Linked DNA regions of Homo sapiens: region 1 is linked to region 2. Evidence: chromatin loops called from intact Hi-C (ENCODE). Cell type or tissue: chondrocyte. All regions are shown on one strand. Links, peaks and the distances in the headings refer to the core of each region. The heading gives the core; the rest is flanking DNA. Region 1 overlaps LOC107984827 (a long non-coding RNA gene). Region 2 has its middle 7.2 kb from the start of NPIPB15.

Evidence for each region. Peaks named below come from ENCODE experiments on the same cell type or tissue, not always from the same donor. Only the 100,000 strongest peaks of a DNase experiment are listed, where the experiment ranks them.
Region 1: a loop joins it to region 2, with 2.3 times the contacts of the local background. A loop is called at or near these places in 6 of 110 quality-filtered maps.

The regions. Positions count from the first base shown.
Region 1 is chr16:74,425,082-74,436,584 of GRCh38, forward strand. It overlaps LOC107984827 (a long non-coding RNA gene), which reads left to right. Exons shown (of 3, transcript XR_001752253.3): 2 at 9,362-9,527; 3 at 10,089-10,491. Among named protein-coding and RNA genes, the nearest start is that of CLEC18B, 9.4 kb to the left of the region's middle. RefSeq lists an enhancer at 6,128-6,681. In chondrocyte, for the core only: CTCF peaks have their summits at 5,218 (motif pointing left) and 5,428; no DNase peak of the experiment used is centred there.
Region 2 is chr16:74,363,886-74,374,418 of GRCh38, forward strand. It overlaps the pseudogene PDPR2P. Among named protein-coding and RNA genes, the nearest start is that of NPIPB15, 7.2 kb to the right of the region's middle. RefSeq lists silencers at 4,261-4,550, 4,329-4,580 and an enhancer at 4,611-4,660. In chondrocyte, for the core only: no CTCF peak of the experiment used is centred there; DNase peaks (open chromatin) are centred at 3,936 and 4,346.

The DNA.
Region 1 (11,503 bases), core at 1,314-9,313, 62 kb after region 2:
CCTCAAGCTCCTGAGTAGCTGGACTGTGGGTGTGCGCCACCATGCCAGGTAATTTTTGTATTTTTAGTAGAGATGGGGCTTCACCATGTTGCCCAGGCTGGTCTCAAAGCTCAAGTCATCTGCTGGGATTATAGGCGTGAGCCACCACAACCAGCCCCATATTAGTATGTTGAAGCCCTACCTCCATTACCTCCGTGTCACTGTATTTAGAGATAGGGTCTTTAAAGAGGTAATTAAAGTTAAATGAGGTCACTGGGGTGGGTCCTGATCCAGTCTGACTGGCCTCGTTATAAGAAGAGACACACAGAGGGAAGATCCTGTGAAGACACAGGGAGAAGGCGGCTGTAGACAAGCCAAGGAAAGAGGTCCTCAGAGGGAACCAACCCCCCGGCACCTTGATCCTGGCCTTTATGCCTCCAGAACTCTGAGAAAATACATTCTGTTTTTTAAGCCACCCAGTGTGTGGTACCTTGTATGGCAGTCCTAGCAAACGAATACAGCCCTTACGCAAAACGTACAGCTAATATCACACTTAACAGTGAGACCAAAGACTTTCCTCCCTAAGATCAAAACAAGGCAAGGATGTCTTTTGTCACCGGTCCCACTAAACATTGTACTATTGAATGCGCAATTTGTGCAATAAGTTAAGAAAAAGACATTAAAGGCATCCACACTGAAAAGAAAGAAGTAAAACTATCTTCATTTGCAGATGACATAATTCTACTGTAGAAAATCCGAAGGAATGTGTAAAAAAAAAAAAAAACCCTACTAGAATAAAGGTCTCAGAATACAAAATTAACATACCAAAATCCACTGCATTTCTACACATTGGCAATAAACAATCCGAAAATGAAATTGAGGAAACAGTTCCACACATGGCCAGGCACGGTGGCTGACATCTGTAATCCCAGCACTTTCCGAGACCGAGGCAGATGGATTGCTTGAGGTCAGGAGTTCAAGACCAGCCTGGCCAACATGGTGAAACCTCATCTCTACTAAAAATACAAAAAATTAGCCAGGCGTGGTGGTGGGCAACTGTAATCCCAGCTACTCTACTCAGGAGGCTGAGGCAGAAGAATTGCTTGAACCCGGGAGGCGGAGGTTACAGTGAGCCGAGATTGCGCCACTGCACTCCAGACTAGGCGACAGAGTGACTCATTCTCAAAAAAAAAAAAAAAAAAAAAAATCCATACACATAAAACTGTAAAACAACATTGCTGAGAGAAACTAAAGATCTAAAAAAATGCATAGACATTTCACATTCATCCAGGCTGGACTGCAGTGGCGTGATCTCTTCCTACTGCAACCTCTGCCTCCTGGGTTCAAGTGATTCTCCTGCCTCAACCTCCCGTGTAGCTGAGATTACAAGCACCTGCCACCATGTCCAGCTAATTTCTTTTTTTTCTTTTCTTTTCTTTTTTTTTTTTTTTGAGACAGAGTCTCACTCTGTCACTGAGGCTGGAGTGCAGTGGCGCGATCTGGGCTCACTGCAACTTCCACCCCTTCGGTTTAAGTGATTCTCCTGCCTCAGCCTCCCAAGTAGCTTGGATCACAGGCACCCGCCACCACACCCGGCTAATTTTTGTATTTTTAGTAGAGACAGGGTTTTACCATGTTGGCCAGGCAGGTCTTGAACTCCTGACCTCAAGTGAGCCACCCACCTTGGCCTCCCAAAGTGCTGAAATTACAGGCATGAGCCACTGCACCTGGCCAATTTTTGTATTTTTAGTAGAGACAGATTTCACCATGTTGGCCAGGGAAAACTCAATATTGTTAAGATAGATGGTAATTCTCCCCAAATTTGTCTATTAATTCAATGCAATGCCCATCAAACTTCCAAAAGATTTTTGTTGTTGTTGTGTTTATTTTAAAGCAATTGAGAGGCCAGGTTTGGTGGCATGCGCCTGTAATCCCAGCTATTTGGGAGACTGAGGCAAGAGGATCCCTTGAGCCCTGGAGTTTGAGACCAGCCTGGGCAATATAGCAAGATCCATCTCAAAAAAAATTTGAAAACTGGATCTTAAAATTTGCATGGAAACGCAAAGGAATTAGAATAACCAAAACACATTTGAAAAAGAATAAAACTGGAGAATGTATACTACCTGATTTCAAAACTTGCTATGAAACTTCTAGTAATCACATCTATAAGATATGGAAAAAGGACAAGACATATAGATCAAGGAACAGAATGAACAATACAGGAAAAAACTCTTACATTTATGGCCAATTTATTTTGTTTTATTTGAGGGTCTCACTTTGTCACCCAGGCTGGAGTGCAGTGGTACCATAATTGCTGAGTAGCCTCGAATTCCTGGGCTCAAGCCATCCTCATGCCTCAGCCTCCTGAGCAGGTAGAATGATAGGCACGTGCCACCATACCCAGCTACTTTTTTTTTTTTTCCAGACAGGGTCTCACTCTGTCACCCAGGCTGGAGTACAGTGGTGTGCTCACGGCTCCGGGGTTCAGGTGATCCTCCCACCTCAGCGTCCCAGGTAGTTGGGACTATGGGCATGCACCACCATGCCCGGCTAATTTTTTGTATTTTTGGTAGAGACGGGGTCTTGCCATGTTGTCTAGGCTGGTCTAAAACTCCTGGGCTCAAGCGATCCTCCTGCCTTGGCCTCCCAAAGCGCTGGCATTACAGTTGTGAGCCACCGCGCCCGGCTCCGCCTCCCGGGTTTACACCATTCTCCTGCCTCAGCTTCCCGAGTAGCCGGGACTACAGGCGCCCACCACCACACCCGGCTAATTTTTTGTATCTTTAGTAGAGAAGGGGTTTCACTGTGTGAGCCAGGATGGTCTTGATCTGACCTTGTGATCCACATGCCTTGGCCTCCCAAAGTGCTGGGATTACAATCATGAGCCACCGTGCCTGGCCCTTCTTTTTCTTTTTTTTAGATAGGGGTCTCACTATGTTGCCCAGGCTGGAGTGCAGTGGCTATTCATAGGTGCAATCATAGTGCACTGCAATCTCCAACTCCTGGTCAGCCGCTACTTCTTAAAATGTTTCTCTGTCTGGTTCATGTTTCAAAGTCTGGTTCATGACTCTGCTACACTTCAGTTTCAAAAGCTGGTAGCAAAGGAAAGAACATGCCAAGAGCTGAGGTTCTGCTGTGATGAGACCACCCAAGCTCCCCGTATCTATACCAAGGGATCTGTTGCCCAGGCTGGAGTGCAGTGGTGTGGTCTTGGCTCACTGCAACCTCTGCCTCCCGGGTTCAAGAGATTCTCCTCCTTCAGCCTCTCAAGTAGCTGGGATTATAGATATGCACTACCACACCCGGCTAATTTTTGTATTTTTAGTAGAGATGGCGTTTCACCATGTTGGCCAGACTGGTTTTGAACTCCTGACCTCAAGTGATCTGCCCGCCTTGGCCTTCCAAAGTGCTGGGATTACAGGCATTAGCCACCACACCCGGCCCAGATGTCTTACTTAGCTCTTCAAGGCTTACGGAAGTTGGTACCTTGTGGAACTAGGCTGGGGAGGTCTGGATGCCAGATGTTCTTCTGAGGTTGCTGTTCTTATAATTGCTGTATTCAAATATATCACCCAGTTGAGATGAAATGCCTAGAGCACAGCTGCGGAGTGGGACCAGCTGGGCTGAGGAGGGAATGAAGTACAAACATCCAGCGATGTTCAGGGCCCTGAAGCAGCTGGGAAGCGCAGGCGTTCAAATCACCAGAGGCATGGCTATATCAGCTCACATATCATGCACACAGATGCATGTCCTAGGCGTGGAAACAAAGCTCCCCAGACCATGGTTAACTCACCGCATGCACCTGGAGTTCCATCTGCACCAAGGCACCAGTGGTTACTTTTAGAAATAAACAAGTCACAATGAACACAGTTAAAAGATGTCAGCACTAGTGGCACTTGGGGACTCCAGCCCAGCTCCTGTCACAAGCAACTGGCCACCAGGTCTGGACCCACATCCTTTGCTCTTGGCCTACTGAGGTCATTCAGTTTTGCTCATCTCCCACAACCTGGAAACCCAAGGGGGCAGGCTGTGCAGTTCATCCTGGAAGAATAATAGAAGAGCAGCTGTCGTGCATGGAAAGATCATGCAATGGGTCAAGTATTTAATTAATTATTTTTTGAGACAGGGCCTTGATCTGTCACCCAGGCTGGAGTGCAGTGGCGCGATCATAGCTCACTGCAGTCTTGAACTTCTGGGCTGAAGCGATCCTTTCACCTCAGCCTCCCGGGTAACTGGGACTATAGGCACGTACCACTCTACCTGGCTAATTTTTTGATTTTTGGTAGAGACGGCGTCTCCCTAAGTTGCCCAGACTTGTCTTGAACTCCTGGGCTCAAGCGATCCTCCTGCCTCAGCCTCCCAAAGTGCTGGGATTACAGGTGTGAGCCACTGCGCCTGACCTGTTAATTTATTTTTTGAGACAGGGCCTTGATCTGTCACCCAGGCTGGAGTGCGGTGGCACGATCACGGCTCATAGCAGTCTTGAACTTCTGGGCTGAAGCGATCCTTTCACCTCAGCCTCCCGGGTAGCTGGGACTACAGGCACGCACCATTATACCTGGCTAATTTTTTTATTTTTGGTAGAGACGGGGTCTCCCTAAGTTGCCCAGGCTGGTCTTGAACTCCTGGGCTCAAGCGATCCTCCCACCTTGGCCTCCCAGTGTTGGGATTACAGGCGTGAACCACCATGCCAGTCTGGGTCAAGTATTTTATATTCATTACTTGAGTTTCATAACAACCCTATAAAGTAGGCATCACTGTCCATTTTAAAACAAGTAAACAGAGGCCTAGGAAAGGTAACCACCCAAGGTCGTATACACCAAGGAAGAGGCAATGCTGGCATTCAGACCCAGGCCAGTAAACCCAAAGCCCCATGCCCTTGACCCACCACAACAATCTGGGATTCTGAGGGGCTTGAGTCAGGTGACACCCCAGATCTAAGCATCTGAAGGTCCCTAACTGTGGAGGCTTTCATGAGAACAAGCCACTGGACGGTAAGCACACGTCGCTCTTCTCAAGGGAGGGTGTACTAAAGGAGCCTCATCTCACTCCCCCTGTGCCATGGAGGCCACACCAGGTGAGCACCCTTGGGAGGGAGACGCATAGCCTGACTGGGGTGCTAATGTGTCCCGGCACTGGGTTCTCCACATGAACAGTTGTGTGAATCCAGGAGGCTCAGATCACGTGCCACAGCGCCACCTACTGGCCTGCGAACAACAACATCAGGAGATCGATTCCACTGGCTTTTCTTTGTTGCTCTGTGTGATTTCTTTACATATTCTGGATACACTGTCAGATGTATGTATTAGTCTCTCTCTATATAGAGAAGAATTATATAAGGAATTGACTCACGTGATTGTGCAGACCGGCAAGTCTGAAATTTGCAGGGCAGGCTGGAAACTCAGGTAAGAGTTGATGTTGCTGCTCGTCTTGAGTTGAAGGCAGTCTGGAAGCCAAAATCCTTCTTCCTGGGGGAACTTTAGTCTTTTCTCTTAAGGTCTTCAACTGATTGGGTGAGGCCCACCCATATTATGGAGGGCTTTACTGCTTTACTCAAAGTCTACTGACTTAAATGTTAATCACATCCAAAAAGTATCTTCACAATAATATCTAGGCTGATGTTTGCCAAACGTCTGGGCACCAAAGCCTAGCAAAGTTGACACATAAAATTAGCCAGCACAGCATCCACTTACTTGCTTGTAAAATGGGCAGTGACACACCTTTTTTTTAGACTTAACTAATGCACATTAAATATGCGGCCTGTTGTAAAAATCTTCCCATACATGACAACTGCTTTTTACCTTCTTTTTTTTTTTTTTTTTTTTTTGAGATGAAGTCTCCCTCTTGTCACCCAGGCTGGAGTGCAATGGTGTGATCTCGGCTCATTGCAACCTACGCCTCCTGGGTTGAAGCAGTACTCCTGCCTCAGCCTCCCAAGTCCCAAGTAGCTGGGATTACAGGTGCCTGACACCACGCCTGGCTGAATTTTTTTATTTTTAGTACAGACGGAGTTTCACTATGTTGGCCAGGCTGATCTTGAACTCCCAATCTCAGGTGATCCACCCATCTTGGCCTCCCAAAGTGCTGGGATTACAGGTGTGAGCCACTGCACCCAGCCTACTTTTTAAATTACTCTTGCAAGACAAACTGCATGGCCTATCCCCTTGGATTTCCAGGTTGTGACAGATGACTGGAGATGAGCAAAATGAAATGACCCAAGGAGGCCCAGAAACATTCAGCTCGAGAAGCAAATAACCCAGGCCCAGGTGTGTTGGTCAGTTGCTTGTGATGAACGCTGGGCTGGAGTCCACAAGTGCCATTGGCACTGATGTCTTCTAACCGAGCTCCTTGTGTCTGTTTACTAATTATGTGGGCTTAGTGTAGACTTCCTCTAGGATGCAGCCTGGGAGTTGGTGCAATGGTCTGATTGCAGGGAGGTATCTTTGCATGCCCAGGACATGCCCCTGGGTGCATATCCTATGTGAGCAGCTCTCCTCCTGGCCCCTGGGGATATTGGCTAGCATGGGCCCTATGCTTTCCAGCATCTTCCGGGCCCTGCATGTAGCTCGAAGTTTGTGCTTCATTTCCTCCTCAGACTGGCTGGCCCACTCTGCTGCTGTGCTCCAGAACCTCTCCACTGTGTGACCAGTTTGAACACCCAACCTCTGCACCTATCGTCTGGGTTAGAACCTTTCAGCAGCCTCACAGGAAAGCTTTGTGCCCAGTCTTCCACAGCCCATCTGCACGGGGACCAACTGCTGCCAGCCTTGCAGAGCAAAGGTGGCCAGGACGGCTGGCCACAGAAAAGGGTGCAGACATGGGGAAGGCTGGCTAGAGTCTCATCCAGAGAGGAGAGCCCATACTTGTGACCCATTCCACATTCTCCTTTACCGGGCAGTTTTTTGTTTTTTTGTTTTTTTTAAAACAGCATCTCACTCTATCTCCCAGGCTGGAGTGCAGTGACACAATCACAGCTCACTGCAGCCTCGACCCCTGGGCTGGAGTGACCCTCCTGTTGACAGCTATTGTGAGGCCTTGGTTCTTGTCTTCTTGGTTTAAAAGAATTTAAACAAGAGACACACAGCAAAAGAAGTGCAGCATAGAGTCATTTACTGTAAAGAAAAGAGTATTTTGAAAGTTAACTATATATAGGCTGGGCATGGTGGCTCACGCCTGTAATCCCAGCACTTTGGGAGGCCGAGGCGGGTGGATCACAAGGTCAGGAGTTCGAGACCAGCCTGGCCAATATGGTGAAATGCCGTCTCTACTAAAAATACAAAAATTAGCCGGGCATGGTGGCAAGCGCCTGTAGTCCCAGCTACTTGGGAGGCTGAGGCAGAAGTATTGCTTGAACACAGGAGGCGGAGGTTGCAGTCAGCCGAGATCGTGCCACTGCACTCCAGCCTGGCCAACAGAGCAAGACTGCATCTCAAAAAAAAAAAAAAAAAAAAAGTTAAGTATGGAATAGACAGTGCACTGAGAAACAGCATTCGTAAGGATGAGACAGCAAAGACTGGCGCTAGGGAGGCTCCCTTTCTGGAAGCCTTTCATGATTATTCGTAAGTGGGTGGGAAGAGGCGTTACTAGTAGGCATGGTCTGGGTGGTCTTCTTGGTGCACATGTGCAGTAGTTGTACATGCTTGTTTATACATCGCATGTCTCTTTAGCATCTTTTTTTTTTTTTGAGACAGAATCTCACTCTGTCGCCGAGGCTGGAGTGCAGTAGTGCGATCTCAGCTCACTGCAACCTCCACTTCCCAAGTTCAAGCAATTCTCCTGACTCGGCTTCCTGAGTAGCTGGGATTACAAGCACGTGCCACTACCCCTGGCTAATTTTTGTACTTTTAGCAGAGCCAGGCTGGTCTCGAACTCCAACCTCAAGTGGCCTGCCCTCCTTGGCCTCCCAAAGTGCTGGGATTACAGGTGTGAGCCACCGCACCTGGCATCTTTAGCATCTTAAATCTCCACCCAGGGGTGTATTTTTTACTATTAAAATGAGCAGTGTGTCGGTTTGAGGACAGGTGAAATCAAAATGTGCATGCTCTCTACAGGGGCAATCGCCTACTGAAGACAGCTTTGCTTGAATGAGCTCGATTACAATGTGAATGCTGAGGCTTATTGTGTTGATTGTACAGTCACCACGCTTGCTGCGTTCCCAGAACATGGTCATTTCCTTAACTACCTATCCTGCCTCACTCCCACCCCAGCCTCTTGAGTAGCTGACACTACAGGTGTGCAACACCACACCTGGCTAATTTCTTTTCTTTTCTTTTTTTTAGACAGTCTTGCTCTTTTGCCCAGGCTGGAGTGCAGTGGTGCAATCTTGCTTCACTGCAACCTCTGCCTCCCGGGTTCATGTGATTCTCTTGCCTCAGCCCCCCGAGTAGCTGGGATTACAGGCATGCACCACCACGCCCAGCTAATTTTTGTATTTTTAGTAGAGACAGGGTTTCACCATGTTGGCCAGGCTGGTCTCGAACACTTGACCTCAGGTGATCCACTGGCCTTGGCCTCCCAAAGTGCTGGGATTACAGGCGTGAGCCACTGTGCCTGGCTCCTTTTCAATTTTTGTAGAGACAAGGTCTCACTATGTTGCTCAGGCTGGTCTTGAACTCCTGGCTTCAAGCCATCCTCCCAAAGTGCTAGGATTATAGGCATGAGCCACTGCACCCAGCCACTACCTGACAGCTTTTAAGCCAAAGCTTAGTGGAATCATGGGAGGGAGAAATCCTAGCGTCAGCAAGTGAGGACTCGGGCAAGGAAAAGGACCTCTCCTCTCCAGGTCCACTTAGTGCCAGAGCTCTGCGCCTCACAACACACTGCTTGTTCCAGGCTCCACTTTTTCTTCTCAAAATGCTTTATAAATGCCTGGTCCCCATCCTCTTTGGAGTAAGGGTTAACGCTATTCTTCAGGTAATAAAATAAGGCACAGACTCTCTTCATATGATCTGGTACAACACCTCATCCCAGATGTGAAATCCTCTTTGCCTAGCCAGGCCATGCTTTCCTCCTCCAGGCAGGCTTCCAGATCTCCAGCTGCAGCTACTCATCCAGTCAGGAGCCAAGAGAACGAGAGAGGTAGACAGGGTGCAGCCTGCAGCCTTCTGCAACCTCCAGCCCCAGAACCCCTCAGCACCAGTTTATAAATGAAAGAGGTTTAATTGACTCACAGTTCCGTATGGCTGGGGAGGCCTCAGGAAACTTACAATCATGGTGGAAGGGGAAGCAGGCACATCTTACATGGTGGCAGGCAAAAGGCGGCCAGAGCAGGGAAAACTGCTTTATAAAACCATCAGATCTTGTGAGAACTCACTCATATCACAAGAACAGCATGGGGGAAACCGCCCCCATGATCCAATGATTTCCCTTCCCTTCCTTACAGGTCCCTCCCTCGACACCTGGGGATTACAATTAGAGATGCGATTTGGATGGGGACACCGAGAGAAACCATGACAGGGGCTCTCCAGAGAAGCAGCCCAGCCTTGGGCAACTTAGTTCTCCCATCTGACCATCCAACCCAATAAGGCTGCTGACTCACATAGGACCAGGTTAGTGTTTTTCTTAAAGGCACTACCTTTTTGTGGCTAATTTTTAGAATTTATTTTTATTATTATTTTTTTGAGACGGAGTCTCACTCTGTTGCCCAGGCTGGAGTGCAGTGGCGTAATCTTGGCTCACCACAACCTCTGCCTCCCGGGTTCAAGCAATTCTCCTGCCTCAGCTTCATGAGTAGCTGGGACTACAGGTGCATGCCACCACACCCTGCTAATTTTTTGCAGTTTTAATAGAGATGGGGTTTCACCGTGTTAGCCAGGATGGTCTCTATCTCCTGACCTCGTGATCCCCCTGCCTCAGCCTCCCAAAGTGCTGGGATTACAGGCGTGAGCCACTGTGCCCGGCCGCTAGAATTTAATTTTTATCAGATATATAAATACTAGTTTGAAGTCAAGTAATACTACAAAGCTTATAATGATGAACAGCAGCTCCCTGACTCACCAAACCCTTGCAATTCTCAATCCTCAGGAGTAATAACTCTCAACTCTTAGAGCTCTTTCTTATGGTAATTAACTATTAATTCATGCTCATACTGTTATTTTATTGGTTTTCAGGTTTCAGATATTCTCCACTAACTAGGAAGATGATTTTGCTTTCAGACCACACAGACACTCATCGCCCCTCTTGCCACCCATCCTTTAAATTTGATTGTTTTTTCCTTCTGGGGTTCAATCAATATTCATTGTTTACATTGTTTTAATTATGCAAATATCACTACTTGAGGCATACCACATACTCTAATTACATTTCTGTTAGTTTTCCTTTAACTGAAAACGTCTTAATTTCACCTTCATTCTTGAATGATATATTTGGTGGATATAGAATTTTGAGCTGACAGTTCTTTTCTTTCAACCCCTAATGATGTTCTACTGGCCTCTATGATTTCTGATGAGAAGTCCAAGTCATTCAAATCCTTGTCTGCCTTAAATTTGTTGTTTTCTCTGTTTTCAAGATTTTCTCAGTTTGCTTTTTTTTTTTTTTTTTTTGAGACAGAGTCTCGCTCTGTCACCCAGGCTGGAATGCAGTGCTGAGATCTTGGCTCACTGCAACCTCTGCCTCTTGGGCTCAAGCAATTCTCTGGCCTCAGCCTCCCTAGTAGCTAGGATTACAGGCACCTGCCACCATGCCTGGCTAAGTTTTGTATTTTTAGTAGAGACAGGGTTTCACCATCTTGGCCAGGATGGTCTTGAACTCCTGACCTCAGGTGATCCACCAGCCTCGGTCTCCCAAAGTGCTGGGATTACAGGTGTGAGCCACTGCGCCCAGACTATTTTGCATTTTTAATAGTTTGATCATGAGGTGCTTAGGCATAGTTCTCTTCAAATTTATTTTGTTTGGGGCTTATTGAGTATATTTATTTATTTATGAGATGGAGTCTCACTCTGTCACCCAGGCTGGAGTACAGTGGCATGATCTCGGCTCACTTGCAACCTCCACCTCCTGGGTTCAAGCAATTCTCGTGCCTTGGCCTCCCAAGTAGCTGGGACTACAGGCATGCACCACCATTTTTTTGTGGCTAATTTTTGTATTCTTAGTAGAGATGGGGTTTCACCATGTTGACCAGGCTGGTCTTGAACTCCTGATCTCAAGTGACCTGCCTGCCTCGGCCTCTCAAAGTGCTGGGATTACAGGCGTGAGCCACTGCGTCTGACCTTATTGAGCTTTAATCTGTAAACTTATTTACTAAAGTTGGGATGTTTTCAGTTATTATTTCTTTAAATATTTTTCTTCCATGTTGTCTTTCCTATCAATTTTTTTCTGTCCTTCAGATTTCATTATTTCTATTATCCAACTTCATCTTCACTCACTCTTTTGTTGGTTTTTAAAAAATTTTTTTTTCTATTTTTTTCTTTTTTCACTGACTTTTCTTTTTCAATTCTGTTTTACTAGTAAGCTCATTGCTCTGGTTTTAATGTGTCCCCCAAAATTCATGCATTGATACTTAATGGACAATGTGATGGTATTAAGA
Region 2 (10,533 bases), core at 71-8,070:
ATTCTCCTGCCTCAGCCTCCTGAGTAGCTGGGACTACAGGCACCCGCCACCATGCCTGGCTAATTTTTTTTTTTAATTTTTAGGAGAGACGGGGTTTCACCATGTTAGCCAGGATGGTCTCAATCTCCCGACCTCGTGATCCGCCTGCCTTGGCCTCCCAAAGTGCTGGGATTACAGGTATGAGCCACCGTGCCCAGCCCTGTCTTTGACATCTTATCTGACAATCTCCCCCTCCTTCTCCAACACTTGGTTAGGTGGCTTTTCTATGTTCTCCTATAACACACTACACTTCTCCCAGCACAGAACTTACCACACTGCACAATGGTCTGTTTGCCAATCAGAGAAGCAACATGCCAGCATGGCAGGGAATCCAGGCTTTGGGGGCGGACAGTTCTGGGTTTGAAAATATCCCCACCTCTCACTAGCTGTATGACTATCAGCAAGTTACTAAATCTCTAGGCTTTGAACTCCTCATCTGTAACACGGGCTAGAAACACCTACCTCACATGGTTGCTGCAAAGACTAAATCAGACAAGGCAGGAAGAACATGGTACAAGCACCTAAGAAGCACTCAGTAAGTGGTAGTTATTTTTTATTATTTTTTGAGACGAGGTCTGTCATGCAGGCTGGAGTACAGCGGCATGATCATGGCTCACTGCAGTCTCAACCACCCAGACTCAAGCGATCCTCCCACCTCAGCCTCCAGAGTAGCTGGGACCACAGATGTGTACCATCACACTCAGCTAATTTTAAAATTATGAATATTTGTAGAGGTGAGGTCTCACTACGTTGCCCAGGATGGTCTCGAGCTCCTGACCTCAAGTGATCTGCCCACATTGGCCTCCCAAAGTGCTGGAATTACAGGCTAAGCCACCACACCCGGCCTATTATTTCCCTATTATAATGGAACTAAGAGCAGAAACCTTATAAATTGCTCAATTTTCCCAGCGTTCAGCATAGGTACCTAGGAAATATATGTTGATGCATGAATGAGAACAGAGAACAAAGAAGATGGGGGGAAAAAATCAAAGGTAGGACCCCCAGATTTGAGGAGATATCTAAATACCTGAGAGAATTATTTTTATTTTTATTTATTGTGAAACAGAGTCTCACTCTGTCGCCCAGGCTGAAGTGCAGAGGCGTGATCTCAGCTCACTGCAACCTCTGCCTTCCAGGTTCAAGTGTTTCTCCCGCCTCAGCCTCCCGAGTAGCTGGGATTACAGGCGCACGCCACTGTGCCCGACTAATTTTTTGTATTTTTAGTAGAGATGGAGTTTCACCATGTTGGCCAGGCTGGTCTCGAACTCCTGACCTCAGGTGATCCACCCACCTTGGCCTCCCAAAGTGCTGGGATTACAGGCATGAGCCACTGTGACCGGCCAATAATTTTTAAAGCTAATATTTTTATAAGTAGTTACAATGCACCAGATACTGCCTATGTATATAACTAATTTAATCCTCACAACCTTATGAGGTAGATACTAGCATTTCTATTCTACACTTGAGGAAACAGGCACAGATAAGTGGAAGTGACTCACCCAAGGTCCTACCAAACTGTTGAGTAGCAGAACCCTGCCAATTTGGCATTAGTGGCCGGCTATTTAATCATGACTCCACGCTACCTTTCAAATAAAAGCAGATGGTAAGGAAAGGACAGCTGTGAGGACTGAACCATTAAGCACATTCCCCTAACAGAGAAAGGGAATTGCAAAGGTGGCAGAACAAACACAGTAACAGATGAGTTTTAAGGAGGAATTAAAAAAAAACTTTAGGCCGGGCGCCATGTCTCACGCCTGTAATCTCAGCACTTTGGGAGGCCGAGGCGGGTAGATCATTTGAGGTCGGAAATTGGAGACCAGCCTGGCAAACATGGTGAAACTCCGTCTCTACCAAAGATACAAAAAATTAGCTGGGTGTGGTGGCACGCACCTGTGGTCCCAGGTACTCATGGTGCGGCCACCATTGCATCTTGGGCCTCACTAACCAGTTCCCGTTTGTTGGATTCAATACTGTCTCACCACACAGGCCAATCTTGTGTTTTATTAATTTTTTAAATTTTTTTTTTTTTTTTTGTAGAGATGGGCTCACTATGTTGCCCAGGCTGGTCCTGAACTCCTGAGGTAGGAGGATCGCTTGAGCCTGGGAGACAGAGGTTGCAGTGAGCCGAGATTATGCTACTGCACTCCTGCCTGGGTGACACAGTGAGACTCTGTCTTAAACAAAACAAAACAAAAAAAGGCCAGGCGCAGGGGCTCACACCTGTAATCCTAGCACTTTGGGAGGCCAAGGTGGGTGGATCATTTGAGGTCAGGAGTTTGAGACCAGCCTGATCAGCATGGTGAAACCCCGTCTCTACTAAAAACAGAAAAATTAGCCAGGTGTCGTGGCTTGCACCTGTAGTCCCAGCTACTCAGGAGGCTGAGACAGGAAAATTGCTTCAACCAGGGAGATGGAGGCTGCAGTGCGCAGAGTCGCGCCACTGCCTGGGTGACACAGTGAGACTCCATCTCAAAAAAGCCCAGGGTGCTTGGCGCCAAAAAAGGGATCTCTGACCTTGTGTTCATTATGACCTTCAAAAGAGTGAAGTGGTGAGGGCATGAGGGCAGAGGAAAAGAAGGGCTTAAGACAACGAAGGAAAAGAAGGCACCAGAGTCTAGTGCCTTTGCCGCCAAACCTAAGCCTATAAGGTTGGCAGCAAAACCAAAGCACAAACTGATAGCAAAGGAGGTAAAGCCAGGGGAGAAGAAACTGAAGACGTCAAAGACAGAAATGAAGCACATCATCTGGTTTAAAACAAATGATAGAGTTTTTACAGTTCTGGAAAATGACCGTATAATATTCTCTGCTAAGAAGAATAACTTCTGCTAAACAACCATAAGACTGCAGCTGGCTCTACTCAGATCTGCTTATTCCAACAAGACCAAGGTGCTAGTTCTAACTTCGAGTAGTCCCTCTGTATGGCTGCAGCGTTGCGCACAGTGGACTGCCGGTCACAAGGAAGACTGGATGAGCGTGGGTTCACACATTTCCCACACTTGCCTCAGCAAAAGAACCACCTGGGACACTTGTTTAAAAATGACAGATTCCCACGGTCCACCTCGGCAGATTCTGATCCTGCCACGCCAGGGAGCTGTATTTTTCAACAAGTACACCAGGTGATCACGCAAGTTTAAGAAATTAGCACAAGTTGGCCGGGCGCAGTGGCTCACGCCTGTAATCCCAGCACTTTGGGAGGCTGAGGCGGGCGAATCACGAGGTCAGGAGTTCCAGACCAGCCTGGCCAACATAGTGAAACCCCGTCTCTACTAAAAACACAAAAATTAGCCGGGCGTGGTGGCGCACACCTGTATTCCCAGCTACTTGGGAGGCTGAGGCAGGAGAATTGCTTGAACCCAGGAGGCAGAGGTTGCAGTGAGCCGAGATCGCGCCACTGCACTCCCGCCTGGGCGACAGAGTGAGACTCCGTCTCGGAAAAAAGAAAAAAAAAGAAAAAAGAAAAAAGAAATTAACACAAGTCCCTGCCACTGGAAACGCATATCCGTTGGGCTGGCTCCTCCTCCACCACCAGCCCCCATCCCGGTACATCACGTTTACATGCATGCGGAAAATGGGCTTGGAGATTCTTGATTCAAATCCGAGGTATCACACATCGGCCCCCAAAGGTCAAACATTAAGAAGGAAGCTTACTGCCCTGTCCCAGACTTTTCTAGGTGACTTCTTCCTCCGGACTCTGCAGCAGTCTTACTAGTTCTGAAAGCACAAGCGGACCGCACGTCTCAACGCGGGAAAACAGTTCCATCTGCAGGGATGGAGGACCGGGCTAGACAAGCTGGAGTTGGCTCTGCGCCGCAGGGGTGTGCAAGCCCAAGACTGGGGAGCCCGAGGTCACCCCGGCCGCCCTGGCATCGGGGCTGAGGTGCAGGCTCCTGGAGGAGCGGTGCGCAGGCCCAGGGGTAGCCGAGGACACAAGCCAAGGCACGAGCGGACAACCTTACGGGGACGAGTACTACCGCCCGGACGCGACTTCGCGAGAGGCCAGGCGGAACCCACTGGAAGCGTGAGCTAGCGGGGACCACCCCCGGGCGAAACCAAAGGAGAAAGAGGGGAACCCAGGGGTCCCGGGGCGCTTAGGCCCGCGCGGACGGGGAGGCCAGAGTTGCCCCGAAGCTATCTCCTTACCTCACCGGCCCCCACGGGCTCCGCGCTCAGCTACAGCCCGGCGGGAGCAATGCGGCAGCCACAACAGTTGCCGGCGGTCGCCGCGGGCCGGAAAGCGGGGTTCGGGGATGGGAAGGGGGCGGGGCGAAGCGAGCAAAAAGTTCCGGGGAAGCCGAGACCGCGACCTTCCGCGCTTTACGGCCCCCGGGCACGGGTACCGCCGGCGCGTGACCTCAGCCGCGCCCGAGCGCGCCGTGACGCCCTCGCGGAGCCCCGCCCCTGCCACGTGGGCTTGTTTGGGTCTCGCGAGGCACCGCCCCCGCGGCCTCTTTGCCACCCTCAGAGGCGAGCTGTGGAAGCCTTGACTCTTAGGGCCGTTTTAGAACCCGGGCCTCGGACCGGCGGGGTTTCTGCACGTGGAACCGGAACATCTGAGATGATCGCAGGCCCTGTGGAGTGTGGGGAGCGCGGGGGTTCTTTCTTCCCTCGAGGCCCGTGCCAGGGCTTACTCCAAAGCCAGTGGGTCCCCAGTCCTAAGCCAAGCAGTCCCGGGGGAAAACGCTTCTCATCGCCGTGGGAGCGCGGATCTTGGAAGTGGCTCTGGGCTTTCTTGGGCGAGGCTCTCACAGAGTAGATCGGAAATCCATTCTGCTGGCCCGCCCCACCTCGGAGGACGGACTAACGGACCTGAGTTCCCGGCCCTATCTTACTCTTCTCAGCTTCTCAGCTTGGCTCAGCTCAGAGGAAGAGGAATCACTGAAGTCTCAGAGAAGTCTCCACTCATCCCTTCCTCACCGTCACATCAGCCTTTTCTTTCCTTCTAGAAGTCATCACTGACTCAAGGATATAAGTTTGATGACTGTCTTTTCCACTGGTGTGACACGATCTCTGTCGACAGAACCTTAGTCTTATGCATAGCTTTATTCTCAGCACCCAGAACAGTGCCTGGCACCTCTTCCACTGAATATTATATGCATAAGGGTCTCATGCTGCAGCCACCATTGCATCTTGGGCCACACTATCCAGTTCCCGTTTGTTGGATTCAATACTGTCTCACCACACAAACCAATCTTGTGTTTTATTAATTAAAAAAAATTTTTTTTTTTTTTGTAGAGATAGGCTCACTGTGTTGCCCAGGCTGGGCCTGAACTCCTGGCTTCAAGTGATCCTTCCATCTCAGCCTCCCAAAGTCCTGGGATTACAGGCGTGAGCCACTGTGCCTGCCCCAATCTTGTGTTTTATTGCTGGCCACCTGTAGCCAGGCACTGTGCAGGATGATGGGATCCAGCAGTGTACAAGAAAGAGGCGGTTTCTGCTCTTAGGGAGTGGCAGTCAAGTTCCAGGGACCCCTCTGTCACAAGGCCAGGCCACAGCCTACATAGTTTATACCCCATTTACTGGCCAGTCAAATCACACAAAGACAGCCCAGATGAGGTCTGCCAGACAGTGGACTGAAACTATGCCATAGGCTCCTGTGCTAGATAAATACTTCCATATTTTAGCTAGGATTGAATGCTTGGGGACACCTACCTGTCTAAAAAAAGAGAAAACGGCTGACCAATTTGAGACATTCTCGGGGAAGGCTTTCCTGATGCCCAGATGTGGCAATTTCATGAAAAATATCACAGGTTTTCCTCATGAACCATTTGGTTCAAGCCATTTCCAGGCACATGAATTTGGGAGAAACCTGGTTGTCTGCAGGAGATGGTGGATGAAATCAAGTGAAATACTTAATGTGTTGATTTCATTCTGTTTACGTGCAGTAAATAGCAAACAAATGGTATAGATCTGTCCCTGATTTCCTTCTCCATCACCATGATCGGCCTCCACTCCAAAATGCTAAGTCAGGCTGGGTGCGGTGGCTCATGCCTATAATGCCAGCACTTTGGGAGGCCAAGGCAGTTGGATCACGTGAGGTCAGAAGTTCGAGACCAGCCTGATCAATATGGTGAAACCCCATCTCTACTAAAAAATACAAAAATTAGCTGGGCGTGGTGACACATGCCTGTAATCCCAGCTACTTGGGAGGCTGGGACAGGAGAATTGCTTAAACCCAGGAGGCGGAGGTTGCAGTGAGCTAAGATTGTGTCACTGCACTCTAGCCTAGGTGACAGAGCGAGACTGTCTCAAAAAAAAAAAAAAAAAAAAAGGAAGGAAGTCCTAAGGCCCCTTTCATTGTCAAAGATGGGTCTTGTCCTTAGTAGGTTCTCATAACCACTGATGCACTATTTTTTCTAGGGGGTTGAGTGTTTTTATTTTATTATTATTTTTTAGATGGAGGCTCACTCTGTTGCCCAGGCTGGAGTGCAATGGCGTGGTCTCGGTTCACTGCAACCTCTGCCTCCCAGGTTCAGGCGATTCTCCTACCTCAGCCTCCCCAGTAGCTGGGACTGTACAGGCGTGCGCCACCACGCTGGGCTAATTTTTGTATTTTTATTAGAGACAGGGTTTCACTATGTTGGCCAGGCTGGTCCCAAACTCCTGACCTCATGATCCGCCCACCTAGGCCTCCCAAAGTGCTGGAATTACAGGTGTGAGCCACCGCGTCCAGCCTATTTTTATTTTTTGAGATTAGCTCTCACTCTGTCACCCAGGCTGGAGCACAGTGGTGCAATCACGGCTCACTGCAGTCTTAACTTCCTGGGCTCTAGCGATTCTCCCACCTCAGCCTCCCGAATAGCTGAGACCTCAGGCGTGTTCCACCGTCCCCAGCTAACTTTTGTATTTTTTGGTAGAGGTGGGGTTTCACTATGTTGCTGAGGCTGGCATTAAACTCCTGACCTCAAGAGATCCACCTGCCTTGGCCTCCCAATGTGCTGGGATTAGAGGCATGAGCCACCACGTCCTGCCCTAAACAGACGTTTTAATTACGCTTGTCAAGTCCTCTTGTGAAATATTCATCTGCAGTGACTTGGTAAATGTGTTTGCTACCACACAGGATAAACAGTGTACAGACAAACATTTGACATACCTATGTTACCACAGTGTAAGAATGAATTTGGATCTGAGGTCGCTAAGATGCAGGCGTTTATCTTACCTCCCTCCAGCACCGGCATGGCTGTGGGGAAGGCCTCCCTCCTCCCTCTGAAGTTCTTGTCGCCATCAGTAGACTGGACATCTGCCTACAACCGACTTCACAGAAAGGACCTGACACCTGGCATGCTTCTCGTGTGCTTGAGAGCCTGTGTTTGTGTGGAAAGCAGGGATGTTCTCATTCACACCATGGGAAGAGAAGAATGTTGCGAGTAACAATCAGTACTTTTTTTTTTTTTTTTTTTTTTTGTGAGACAGAGTCTTGCTTTGTCACCCAGGCTGGAGTACGGTGGCGCGATCTTGGCTCACTGCAAGCTCTGCCTCCCGGGTTCACGCCATTCTCCTGCATCAGCCTCCCGAGCAGCTGGGACTACAGGCGCATGCCACCATGCCCAGCTAATTTTTGTATTTTTAGTAGAGACAGGGTTTCACCATGTTGGCCAGGATGGTCTCGATCTCTTGATCCACTGCGCCCAGCCAGGAACTTCTTTTTTTTTTTTGAGACGGAGTCTCACTGTGTCGCCAGGCTAGACTGCTGTAGTGCGATCTCGGCTCACTGCAACCTCCAACTCCCTGGTTCAAGGGATTCTCCTGCCTCTGCCTCCTGAGTAGCTGGGATTACAGGCGTGTGCCACCACACCCAGCTAAATTTTGTATTTTTAATAGAGATGGGGTTTCACTATGTTGGCCAGGATGGTCTCGATCTCCTGACCTTGTGATCCGCTCGCCTCGGCCTCCCAGAGTGTTGGGATTACAGGCATGAGCCACTACACCCGGCCTGGAACTTCTCTCTCTTTTTTTTTTTTTGAGACGGAGTCTCGCTCAGTCACCCAGGCTGGAGTGCAGTGGCACCATCTCGGCTCGCTGCAAGCTCCGTCTCCTGGGTTCATGCCATTCTCCTGCCTCAGCCTCCCGAGTAGCTGGGACTACAGGCGCCCACCACTATGCCCGGCTAATTTTTTTGTATTTTTAGTAGAGATGGGGTTTCACCGTGTTAGCCAGGATGGTCTCGATCTCCTGACCTCGTGATCTGCCTGCCTCAGCCTCCCAAAGTGCTGGGATTACAGGCGTGGGCCGCGGCACCCGGCCCAGGAACTTCTCTTATATCTAGAAGCCACCGGATGTTAACTAAGAGTCCTGGGAAGAAATGGTAGTCATTTAAAGCTTTTTTAAGAGGGAAGACTTGCACTGGGTCTTAATGAAAATACATAGGACAAAATTTTTCCTTCTGTATCAGCTCACGTAATCTTTCTGGCAATCTCATGAAGTAAATTTTAGCAGATAGAGTAGACACAGATGTAACATGACTTTTCCAAGATCACACACCTAGGAGGAAGGACCAGAAATGGAGCTCTTCCCATGTTGAATATCTGAATCTAATGATCTTTGCACTATGCCATAGGACAGGTGGCCAGGAAAGCATCTGAGACTGGGTGATGTAAGGGCTGGATACAGAGACAGAAAAAAGCAGGCAGTGTAACAGGAAGGAACGCAGCTAGCTATGGTAGATGGGATGTTGTTTTCAATTCCTCATTCCCTATTGCCATGTGACCTTGCAGTGCACGAAATGGGGGGAGTAGGATTCCTGTCCCACTGATGTTGGTTGGCTTCAGTCAAACATTATTATTATTATTTTGAGATGGAGTCTTGCTCTGTCGCTAGGCTGGAGTGCAGTGGCACGATCTCGGCTCACTGCAACCTCTGCCTCCTGGGTTCAAGCAATTCTTCTGCCTCAGCCTCCCGATTAGCTGGTACTACAGGAGCACGCCACCACACCCAGCTAATTTTTGTATATATAAATTTTTTTTAGTTGAGACAGGGTTTCACCATGTTGGCCAGGATGGCCTCAATCTCTTGACCTTGTGATCCGCCCGCCTTGGCCTCCCAACGTGCTGGGATTACAGGCGTGAGCCATTGCACCTGGCCAACCAAACTTATTTTTTAAGGTGGGTAGAAGCCATAGTGTACAGATCTGGAGATTGGCCTTAAGAGGTGTTGAGCATGTCATCAGCCCTTGTCACAAGTTTATGCCCTGAGTAGCTGTTGGATCATGGAAAGTGAAAGGCACTTGAAACAGACCTGAACTCAGCCTGAAGCCAAGCCTGCTGACCCTCAGCCTGAAACAAAGCTGTCCAAGCCTGCTGACCCTCAGTTTGAAACAAAGCTGTCCAAGCCTACTGACTCTCAGTTTGAAACACAGCTGTCCAGCTAGACCATAGTCACCTACAGTCTCATGAGCATGGCACTGAATGCTTTGTTGTAAGGCACTGAGTTTTGGGCTGGTTTACTAGGTAGCCTTTTTTGCAGCTCAAATAAAGGCTGTCTGATAGTGCAATTATATAAGAATGGTGAAATCAGGGCCTACGCCTTCTTAAGGAAATCTTCACTCACTGCAGTCTTGCAAGTCAATGGTCTTATTCTGCTTATCCAACTAATTCTGGAGCAGCTACATCTGGGAACCCCGTAGGCTCACGTCTACAACAGTGTCTTCATCCTGTCTTCTCAATCAGCCCCTTCTATTTCCAGTTCCAGGAATGGCCAACCACACCAGAAACCTGGGACTCACCTGGTCTCCCCACTCGCCTCTCCCTCCACCTCCTGCTCATCACCCAGCCTCAAAGGGTCTGTCTCCTCAGTGCCTCTCCTCTGTTCGGACCTCTCTGTCCCTACCACCGCTGCTGTGGTTGAGAGGGTTGTCAGCCCTGACTTCGAGAACAATCTTTTTTTTTTTTTGAGATGGAGCCTCAGTCTGTCGCCCAGGCTGGAGTGCAGTGGTGCGATCTTGGCTCACTGCAACCTCCGCCTCCCGGGTTGAAGTGATTCTCCTGCCTCAGCCTCCTGAGTAGCTGGGATTACAGGCATGCACCACCATGCCCCGCTAATTTTTGTATGTTTAGTAGAGACTGGGTTTCACCATATTGGTCAGGCTGGTCTCGAACTCCAAACCTTGTGATCCGCCCGCCTCTGAGATCAGAACTGAGATCACGCCACTGCATTCCAACCTGGGCAACAAGAGCTAACTCTGTCTCAAAAAAAAAAAAAAAAGTTTTTAAAGACAGGGTCTCGCTATGTTGCCCATGCTGGTCTTGAATTCCTGGGGTCAAGTGATGCTTCTGCTTTAGCCTCCCAAGGAGCTGGAATCATGGGTGCCCACCACCATGCTCGGCTACTATTTTCTTCAAAATTCAAATATTCTAGCTTAACAGTACCTATTAGATAAATAAATGGCAATTTTCTGGAACATTCTTTTTTTGGTTTTGTTTTGGTTTTTTTTTTTTTTTTTTTTTTTTGAAACGGAGTCTCCCTCTGTCGCCCAGGCTGGAGTGCAGTGGCGCAATCTCG